Regions from separate parts of the Homo sapiens genome. Here region 2 is linked to region 1. Evidence: chromatin loops called from intact Hi-C (ENCODE). Cell type or tissue: PC-3. All regions are shown on one strand. Links, peaks and the distances in the headings refer to the core of each region. The heading gives the core; the rest is flanking DNA. Region 1 overlaps PRKG1 (protein kinase cGMP-dependent 1). Region 2 overlaps PRKG1 (protein kinase cGMP-dependent 1).

Region 1 (5,394 bases), core at 104-5,103:
ATGAAAACAGCATGGGAAAGACCACCCCCATGATTCAGTCATCTCCCACCAGGTACCTCCCACAACACATGGGAATTATGGGAGCTACAAGATGAGATTTGAGTGGGGACACAGAGCCAAACCATATCAGATGGTAAACCAGTTTATACCAATTGTACTATTTTTTGTTTTATATAGATTGATTGACTGATATTAGCATGAGTGTGAAAAAGTTATTTCTGTGAAAACTATGTTGACTGTTTCTACAAGATTTTATAAAAGGAGCTAAAAATACAACATTGTTAAATACTGTGGGGGCAAGGTAATTTTTTAAAATACTTTAAAAATCTTTAAAATCTAGAATTTACCCTGATACTTTGTAAGCATCCAAATCCTTGTTTCACTAAAAAAAAAAAAAAAAAAAAGGATTGTTACTGGCAATTTTAGACAAAGCAGGTCAATGCTTTAATTTCCTCACAGAAATTTTTCAGGCAGAGGAAGAAAAATCCTTGAGGAAATGTTATCTGAGGTTTGGTGCTGCCATAGTTGTCTCCCTTTAACCTCCACGGGATTACGCAGGAGAGACACCAGCCTGCCACCATTCCAGTCCTCCTCCTTCCCCTTCCTTGTGATGTTATATACTGAGGAGAACAGAATATACCCTAATCTCTTGCTAATTAAAGTGTGCTCCTTAGACCAGCAGCACCAGCATCACCTGGGAGCCTGTTAGAAATGCAGAATCTAGGTGCCCACCCAGACCTGCTGAATCAAAGCCTGCATATTAATAAGATCCCCAAGGATCCACATGCAAATAAATGTTTGAAAAGCACTGCTTTAATCCTACAAGAAAGTGAAAACAATGACAACAACAAATAAAAGCACCATAAAATTAATATTATGACAAATAGAAGGGATTTTTAATTTACCTACATGGCTTCCCTTCCACTAGCAGAGAAAATCAAGAATTGGCAAAAATCCTTACCCAATCTGAGGAAAATAGGAGATAGCCCATGTATTAGATGCCACATTGGACAAGCAAGCAGACAAACAAAAATCTTGTTCCTTCACAGATAATTGAGTGAACATTGGATCTACTGGGAAACCTAAGACAGCATAATTGAAATTATTGTTGTTTGGGGAAGACACCTGAATGTATTTTGTCCATATGTGTAACCCTTTTTTCCTTAGATATGGAGAAGAAGTTGTATTGAATTGGTAGAAACATTTATATTTATTATATATGATCACCAGAAACATGGCACACCAAAAATTGTTTCAGCCAAGCTGTGACTCTCTGGAATGAATGCCACCACCATTCGTCAAAAAATTATCTCATAAAACCTAAATTGTTCTCTAATCCCACAAATCTCATTATTTTTCTGGTAGGATATACTATCCAGATAGGAATGCTAACATCTGGGTACTCCATTTTCTTTTGTAAATGTCTTTCCCTATAACCCAGAAATATTGCCTAACATCACACAGAGCTTATCTAGACTAGAAACAAGATTTCTAGAAGAAATTTTGAAGCTGTCAAATCAGCATGCTTATGATTCAGTGTGAATAAACCCTCAACAGAATTCTGCTGCTAACAATTTTTCAAACCTCATCTAAGTATTCTAAAGTGTCAAAAAGAAAGGACCAGTATAACAAGAATAGTTCAAAGGATCAGCCCAGTGTTTGTTCTGTTACTTCATTTTCAGTAAATGTATTGGAAATGGTAGCAAAACTCTATACTGCAATTTGTGCTTTTAACCTTGTCTTTGAACCTAATCATAATTAAGAGTACAAATTAACCAAATCAACATTTGTAAATTAAGCAAATTAACTTTTTTTTTCTTGAAAGTTTTCATTGGCCTTAAATGAGTGAACTCAAAACATTTCTAGCAAACAACAATTTAAATTCAAATCAAGGCCTTTCAAGTGGTGACATCAAACCATCAAGAGGCTGTAAAGATGGCTGGGTGTAATATATGCCTGTAATCCCAGCACTTGGGAGGCTGAGGTGGGCAAATTACTTGGGATCAGGAGTTTGAGACCTGCCTGGCCAATATGGTGAAACCCCATCTCTACTAAAAATACAAAAAATTAGCCGGGCCTGATGGCGGGCACCTGTAATCACAGCTACTTGGGAGGCTGAGGCAGGAGAATACCTTGAACCAGGGAGACAGAGGTTGCAGTGAGCCAAGATTGCACCACTGCACTCTAGCCTTCCTCTAAAAAGAAAAAACAAACAAACAAACAAACAAAAAAGGTTGTAAAGAAAAATTGGGAACTTAAGAATCTTCCCTTTTCACATGTGTTCAGACTACTTGCATTCCAGTCCTAATTGGGGCTTTGTTTGCCTATGGGGGAAACAAATGTGCTTAACTAGAATGTTTTGTGAATTGGAAGGAAGATGGCTTATAGGATCTTTGATTGGTGGGGATTTCATTGTCATCATTTTCAGATAAACATGTTTTTAGAAACTTTTCCCCTAGTTAGTGCCTGTACTGACACAAGCAAGCTAGTTGAGCTTTGGCCAGTGATAACCTTGGTTTAAAATGGCCAAAGCTCCATTATCCTATGCAATCTAACACAGGAACAGAAAACCATATCCTGCATGTTCTCACTTATAAGGGGGAGCCGAACGAGAACACATGCATACTAAGAGAGGAACAACAGGCACTGGGGCCTACTTGATGGGGGTGAAGAGGGAGAGGATCAGAAAAAAATGCCTTTTGGGTACTATGCTTATTACCTGGGTGATAAAATTAATTGTACACCAAAGCCCCGCGACACGCAGTTTACCTGTATAACAAACCTACACATGGACCCCTGAACCTAAAAGTTAAAGAATAAAGTAAAATAAAATGGCCCAAAACTACTCGTCCTGAGGAATTCAAGCTGGATTATTCCGGGTAGAGGAAAAAAGAGGCTTATCTGCATCTCTTGCCCATTCTTTCATTTACCCAGGATTACATAGAAGGAAGGGGATTGATGGGCTGGTCAGTGACTCAGCCCATGCCAGCCAAGCAGGATTGTGAAACTGATCTCCTTTCAGGGCCAGCACTGTGGCAAAGGCTCACAAATGACCAGGGCTGAAGAGTGGTCTCTTCAAAGAAGAGAGGAGGCAGGAAAGAATGAGGGAGGAATAGTTACTTTTTTTGTTTTGTTGTTGTTTTGTTTTCCCCACAAAACCACAGACTTACTCCACATATATGATCATGGCTGGTCACCCCAAGCAGGAGGAGCTGTCTCCAGTTCATTTCCAGCTGTTCAGAAAGTCTTCTGTGTCTTCCCCACCACATTATGGAAGCTTTTTTGTCTAGTCTTTTATTTTAATAAAAAATGAAATATAACATATTGATATAGACATGAAATATAATTATTTAAAATGTTTTTTAATTCCAATAGGCATTTTAATTTACACAGTGAGCAAATACTTTGAGTTGATGGAAAGAGACTATAATAGTGCAATTTCAGACATCAGCCACAAGATTAGGGGGAGTGGAGTTATTTATTTTTGAGGGAGGGAGTTAGTAGCAAGGCTCTTGCAAGTGTTCCAGAACCAACACATGCCACTTATGAGTTCTATGTCCTCTTTTGGAAGGTTGGGTCATAAATAACATACAAACAGCATGTATTGAGAACCTACGAAATGCCAGGCATTTGACACGCAGCATCTTTAACTTCACTAAAATTGGAGGAAGTTGACTAATTTGCCCTAAGTCACAACAGCTCATAAGAGGTGGAAGCACCATTGAATCCAAGTTTGTCTGACTTCCAAGCCCTTACTGTCCCCATTATATCATTCAGTTTTATGAAAGAGACAAGTAATAAGGTCGAACAGTATCCACACTGAGGGCTGAATGTGGAGAAATATTAGGCATCATTTTCACTAAGTGATGAAGGTCATTACAGGTCTAGAACATGTGATTTTTGGGCAACAGTGAAAAATTTATGAAATCAATCTTTTGCCCTTATGTTTTTTCTTGTTGTTTTTTCTCCCAAGAACCAAGTACTAGACTTGGGTTTTAGGATTATAGAGGCAATGAAAACCAAAACTTAGAATGAAGACATACTTATATGGAATAACAATAATTTATAAGAAATCCATAAAACTAAATATATATTTTTTAATCGAGACAAGATCTCTCTCTGTCACCCAGGCTGGAATGCAATGGCGTGATCTTGGCTCACTGCATCCTAAGCCTCCCAGGCTCAAGCGATCCTCCCACCTCAGTCTCTTGAGTAGCTGGGGCCACAGGCATGCACCACCATGCCCAGCTAAGTTTTTGTATTTTTGGTGGAGACAGGGTTTTGCCATGACCTGGGTGGTCTCGAACTCCTTAGCTCAAACTATCTGTTGCCCCGGCCTCCCAAAGTGCTGGGATTACAGGACTGAGCCACTGCGCCTGGCCAAATTTTATATATATATATAAAGTAATTCTAGTCAATATCTAATTTAAACAATCCTGTGACCTATTTTTCCCATGGTGTCTTTTTTTAACATTTTTATCAACATATAAATTACACACCATAAGATCCACCTATTTAAAGCATCCAATGTAATGGTTGTTACGATAGTCATAGAGTTGTGCAGCCACCACCACACCTACATTTAGAACATATTCATCACCCCAGAAAGAAACACTGGATCCACTTCCTACTCTTTTACTCTCAGCCTTAGGCAACCACTGTTCTACTTTTCCTCACTATAGATATTCTGGATATTTCCTAAAAAGTGAATCATACAACGTATGGTCTTCAGCTTCTTTTACTTAACATAATTTTTAAAAAAAATTTATCCATGTTGTAGCATTATTGTCAATTAGTATTCTTTTGTATGAATATACCACATTTTATTTATTCATTCACCAGTTGATGGATATTTGTGTTGTTTTCATTCAGGCTATTATGAATAGTGCCGGTGTGAACATTTGTGTGCACATATGTTTTCATTTCTCTTGGGTATATACCTAGGAGTAGAATTGCTACATCATATAGGAACTTTATGTTAACTTCAGAGGAACCATTAGACTGTTTTCCAAAACGACCAAACTATTTTACATTCCCCCGAAAAACAAATGAGGGTTCCAGTTTCTCTACATCCTCTTGTAACTGCAATAGACCAATCTGATTCTGTTTTTTTGTAACAAAGTTGTGAGTTTTTCAGTTGCCATGGACTCCCAGGTTGAGCATGCCCAGATGAAGCAAGTGTGCAACCACAGGCTGGAGGGTGGTGGGGGGAACCTAAGTTTTCAGACTGAGGGTTGGGGACTGAATTAAGAAGTGAACACTGCATGGCAGGGTCCAGGTTCCAATCAGATCAAGCCGTGGCACCACCCTATGATGGTAGGATCCAGTCAGATCATGCCCTCAACATCAGCTCATTGCAAGATCCAATCAGATCACATCTCATTACCCTATGCT
Region 2 (5,394 bases), core at 240-5,239, 140 kb after region 1:
ATCAATTTTGGTTTCATGTTTGAAACCATAGTTTTCCCATGAATTCTTGATATATGTGGCAAATATCTATCAGTACTTACACAGATTCCTATGCTACCTCACCTTCAGCTGCTTTGAGGAAGAATGGCCCATATCTTTCGTATAAGCCATGGAACCTATCTTTTAAGTAAGGCCATTCCAAATATGATCTACTAATTTGATGAGAATCTATCAAACTATCCAAAATTAGTATTATTTACATTAATAACAGGAAATCTAGAATAGTGGTAAGTTTGAAAACTAGCATTTTGTATCTCTAAGAGGTTTATTCCCAGGCATTTATGAAAATAAGGAAGATAAATAATGACCATAAGCACCATGGTCATCTCAGATAGTAAATACATATCTCAGAATAATCTCCTTTCGTCATTTGTACTAAAATTATATGGAGATTTCATAAAAAAAACTAATTTTAAAAAAGAAGACAGCAAAAGAAAAGACAAAGTATAGCATTAGCTCAAATCTTGTTTAGAAAATGACTTCCTTAATAAGATGATTTTTGTTTTCTTAACTAATCTAGACATGAAAATGTCTTTCTAACTACAATTGGGGCATGACAGGAATGTTGAAATAGTTAGAGATTAAGGAAAGGTCATAGTTTTACATGTTCACATTCAATAAGGTAACAAATGGATTTTATAAGTTTTAGGTTCCTGTAGTTCCTAGTAGAGACTTAGTATTAGAGATGATCATGGTATTCGTGTGCATTTGATGATACACAGGAAGGGAATTGAGTATTATTAAAGGTGACACAATTCTATTATGATCAGTAAACACTGTCTTGATTTCAAATAAGCCTGGCCACGGAATTCTGTGACTGATAATAAGTGAAGGATGAGTCTAGGCAAAAGCAATAACAAAAACAAAACCTCCCTTGCAAGGACACTTCCCCCATCCTAACTAATAGTTTATGGAAAGCTTCTCTTAGAGAGATTTGGTTAGGTTGCTATTGCCTTATCGGAAGGCTAAAAACTTGGCAGCTGCTCTCAAAAAAGTCAATAAGGCCACTTGACATAAACTGGCAAAACCTTAGTCTCATCACCCTAATCTTAAGACACTGAGCAGCTTCATAATCCAAATAGAGAACACCACGAGTTACTGACAATTCTTCAGGAAAACAAGGTCAGCTTAATTAGGTCACATGAAAATGTTAGAAGGAGAAATGCAGCATCTTTAAACAGGTAATCTGATTTTCAAAATAGCTGTCTAGTATAAGGACATTGTAATCTACCATTTTTTCCTTGAAGGCAACAATGCTTTCAAAATCAGGTAATAGAGATTAAATAATAAACCTATCGCAACTAGTAGCTAAGTCATTATTGTAAAACAAGAGATGCCATTGTAGACACATTGAGTGAATATTCTATATTAGTTTAGGCAGGGTGTCTAGTGGAGTCCAGAATGATGTTCTTCTTAACAAACATGGTATCCCCAAGGTCAGGAGATCGAGACCATCCCGGCTAACATGGTGAAATCCTGTCTCTACTAAAAATACAAAAAATTAGCTGGGCGTGGTGGCACGCACCTGTAATCCCAGCTACTTTGGGAGGCTGAGGCAGGAGAATCACTTGAACCTGGGAGGCAGAGGTTGCAGTGAGCCAAGATCATGCCACTGCATTCCAGCCTGGGTGACAGAGCAAGACTCTGTCTCAAAAAAAAAAAAAAAAAAAAAGAAAAGAAAAGAAAGAAAGGAAAGAAGGAAGGGAAGAAACTTGGTATCCCAAGGTCTGAAGGACAAAAAGAACCACCTATAACATGATTATTCTTGACTGAAGCCAATCAAATCTCTTAACCATATTCTTGAGTGAAACAGTGCTTCTTAAAGTAAAATTCACTAAGAAAGTTTTTTATCAGGTAAAATTAAAGTAAGCAGTGAACATTTTGGGAAGGTGTTATTTTAGGCTTTCACACACAAATACCTGAGATTCATACAAGATCTAACTAAGCCAACAAACTCTTGTAGTTTTATGTGAATCAAAGGACTGAGCCTCTGGAGATTTGTCTAAAACTGAACACCAAGTTTTGAAATTGTGTTAAAATCAGTCTAAGGCCAGTATACCCAAAAGAAAACTAAAGTTGATAACTCAAATGCCTCCATAAATATAAAAGAGAACACAAAAATGCTTTTGAAGTAGTTTATGAAATAGTAACACAATAGAAAGGAATCAGCTGATAATCTCAGGCACATAGTAGAGTGTTACGAAAACACTGAGCTAAAAGAGGATAAAATAAGAACAGTCAAAACTGAATCATTAATGATTTCTTATTAGACAGCATTTAAAACTTTTCTTTAAAATGGAGGCCTTGATAGCACACAACTTTTCTGGTCTGTGATATGCCAAAATACTACTAAAGAATAAAAAATAAGATAAATTTACCAAGTTTGGTACCAATCTACTATAATTAACACAGAAGATAATGTTTATCTATATTAGACAGATATAAGGACTTAGAAATAAATGAATCCAACTTATGTTTTTTAAAATGATGGGCTCAGATCAAGACATGGAGTCACTGTGTTCAAGTTTTTGGAGACGTAAGCCCTTTGTGCTGCTCTGAGTCAAAAAGGCCAGCAATATGCAGGTTATCATCAGGGGGACAATAGAGAAAATACTGCCCTAACCTTGCAGGGAGCTGTGGGGCATCAGCTTCTGGAACACTGTGTCTTTTTCCAGCCACTGTTCTTCCAGAGAACAATTTGTTCTTCCAAATTGTTCTTTCATAATTTAGGCAAAGCAGGTTATCAGGAAAGGCAAAACAGCCTATTTGTACGGATAACTATTAAGAAATCAATCTCTTATTTTTGGTCTGGGAAATTATAAAGCTTAAAAAAATGAATTAAGCCTTAATAATTAAGATGTGCATGAATATGGGGAACAATAATTCATTCACCAACTTTGAGGTGACAGCTTTTTGTCGTAATAGGGAAATAACTTGAAAGGAAGCTACAAAAGGTAACATTAATTGCACGTAGAACATACTTTGAAATTATAAAGTTTCTCAATTTAAGAGACAATACAATATGCATTGACCAGTTTAGGGGACCTATAGAAATTGGCAGATTACAGGTAACATAATAATAGATTGGTAAGAGAAGATGGGGCACATCTCAACCTTTTGAGATTGATTTTTTTAAAAGACCATTACTCGTCAAGTATAACTGGGAACTACTATTAAAATCTAATTGCTGTAAGGACTTGTGTCCAAACAAATTCAGTCATGAGATCATCTAGACAAGAATGAGAACTTTCAGTGTCCTATAAAATCAAATGTAATTCTTCTAATTGGCTATACTATATGTTCCATAAGGACAGCCTCTTATTTACTACTGTATCCAAAAATTTTGGCAAATATTAGGTTGAAACATATAAATTTGCTGACGTTCAACCACACTTGAACTATAAAACTTGTTGAATTTTGCATGATTCAACCCACAAGTCAAAGTTATTTTACTATTTTTAATATATTAAATAAATAAATGACTTAATCTAGATGTTTTGACTGATATATTTTATAGGATCAATGAAAGTTCTTACTGATAGGGAAACATCCTTGCAGATGTGAATATTCTCAAAAGCTCAGCTGCCCTGCTTTGACCTAGCTGAACACTTTCAAGTTTGAAGACTTCCAAATTTATAAAAGTCATTTATTCCATGTCTGTATGTATATATTAGGGTGAATATAAAACCTGTCTGTGATGAGGCTCTTGTTTTCAGGGTGGTTACTGCCCCACTGGTAGAGGCCAACACCTACATATCTATAATAAGCAATGCTATTGGTCACAAAGTCTTGCACCCATAGGAGGTTCAACTAGAACTGCTCAGTTTGGGTTTTAATAAGATTCAATAATAATTCAACTTTCATGGAAAAGGCAGAACTTAACCTTGTCTTCATCTATGAGTAAAATTTGCAGGCAAAGTATAAAGTGGAGGCATTTTTTGATATAAGTTTGAGGGAAGAAGAAGCAAATGTGTGGGGATGCCCATGAAGCCTTTCTAGCCATAAGAGAAGTTCTGTCTTGGAGAGTCACAGATAAAACTGTGGATAAGTAGGATGAGATTTCTGTGCAAGGGGCTGAATTCTAGGTTTAGAATATAAAATTTATTCATTATGCATAAAAATCTTCAGAGGTTTATGAGAAGGAAGTACGTAGAAAACCATTAAAGTTTTTAAGTAGAAGGTGAACTGAATTTAAAGATTAGTTCAAATTATCAAAGACTATACTTGCTAAAATAAACTATTTGTAGCATATACAGGCTTGTCTCAGTTTAAATAAAGACCAATTACATTTTCAAACCAGTATTTCAAGCAAGTTTACAGGACACACACACATATTTAGAATTAAAAGTATTACGTACAAGAGGATAAACCGTTTTCTGGTAAGAATTAATACAAATTAGTGTAGTTTTTAACTATCATTTTTGAACTGAAAAAGACAATTGCAACAGCTATTAGTCCATTTTCAGACTAAACCTCTATGACGACTACTTAGTCACTCAGAAAAAAAATTAAAGAAGTATTTTGTGTGCTTATATTTACCGCATACACACATATAACAATGTTTATACCAGATTCTACATTTTGATGGAACTTATGCCACTGTTGTCAATATCATGTCTTGCAGAAATTGCATAAGCATAATTATACTTTAAAATAAACTCATGAATTATCTGGCTAGAAACACAAATAGCAATTGTGAAATATATTGGTGAATGTTTGAAGCAAAAAAAAAAAAATACCTGTAGATCAGAAAGCACAAAACAGAATAATTTAACCACTGAGTTACTAAGCGATATGCATAACCTTCATTAAGTAACTTCTATTAAGATAAATGGGAGCCATGCAGCTAAAGCTAGTTCAGAGAAAAAAAGAGAAGGAGAGAAACAGGGGGTGCTGGGTGGGGGTGTAGGGGGAAGGGACTCTCATATTGAAATCTTCTGGTGACTTGGGAGGTCAAAAATCATTATGAAGTCATTCTTTCTTGTAACTATCCATTGATTTCCTATTGCTAGCGTGGACTATATATGTTTGTAATATTTTAAGAATACAGTAAAAGCTAGCTATAAAGAAACTCATTTGTACATACACTGGGGAAATGACAAGCCTAATCACAATTCCTTTAATATAATTTTCTATGATGGAACTTGTTATACAGATATTTATTCTGGCAACAACATAATAAAAGGATTCAAACGAATTACTTTGCTGCTGTTCTTCTGTGTAAGTTATTTTTAAGCTTGTTGTCCCTACTTCTCTAAGAGATAGAAATTGTCTACATATTCTGATTAAGTGTATGCCCCAGGAAGGGATGCTTTCCATCCACCAAGGAAAACGTGCTCTATAGGAAAAGAGCTG

What was found. A loop is a pair of places that touch in the nucleus more often than their neighbours do. Peaks named below come from ENCODE experiments on the same cell type or tissue, not always from the same donor. Only the 100,000 strongest peaks of a DNase experiment are listed, where the experiment ranks them.
Region 2: it touches region 1 in a loop (2.1-fold over the local background); 1 of 110 quality-filtered maps calls a loop at or near these places.

The regions. Positions count from the first base shown.
Region 1 is chr10:51,683,576-51,688,969 of GRCh38, reverse strand. The region is part of intron 3 of PRKG1 (protein kinase cGMP-dependent 1); the gene reads right to left. Among named protein-coding and RNA genes, the nearest start is that of CSTF2T, 13 kb to the left of the region's middle. In PC-3, for the core only: no CTCF peak of the experiment used is centred there; a DNase peak (open chromatin) is centred at 2,989; H3K27ac peaks cover 287 bases.
Region 2 is chr10:51,545,438-51,550,831 of GRCh38, reverse strand. The region is part of intron 3 of PRKG1 (protein kinase cGMP-dependent 1); the gene reads right to left. Among named protein-coding and RNA genes, the nearest start is that of CSTF2T, 150 kb to the left of the region's middle. In PC-3, for the core only: no CTCF peak of the experiment used is centred there; no DNase peak of the experiment used is centred there.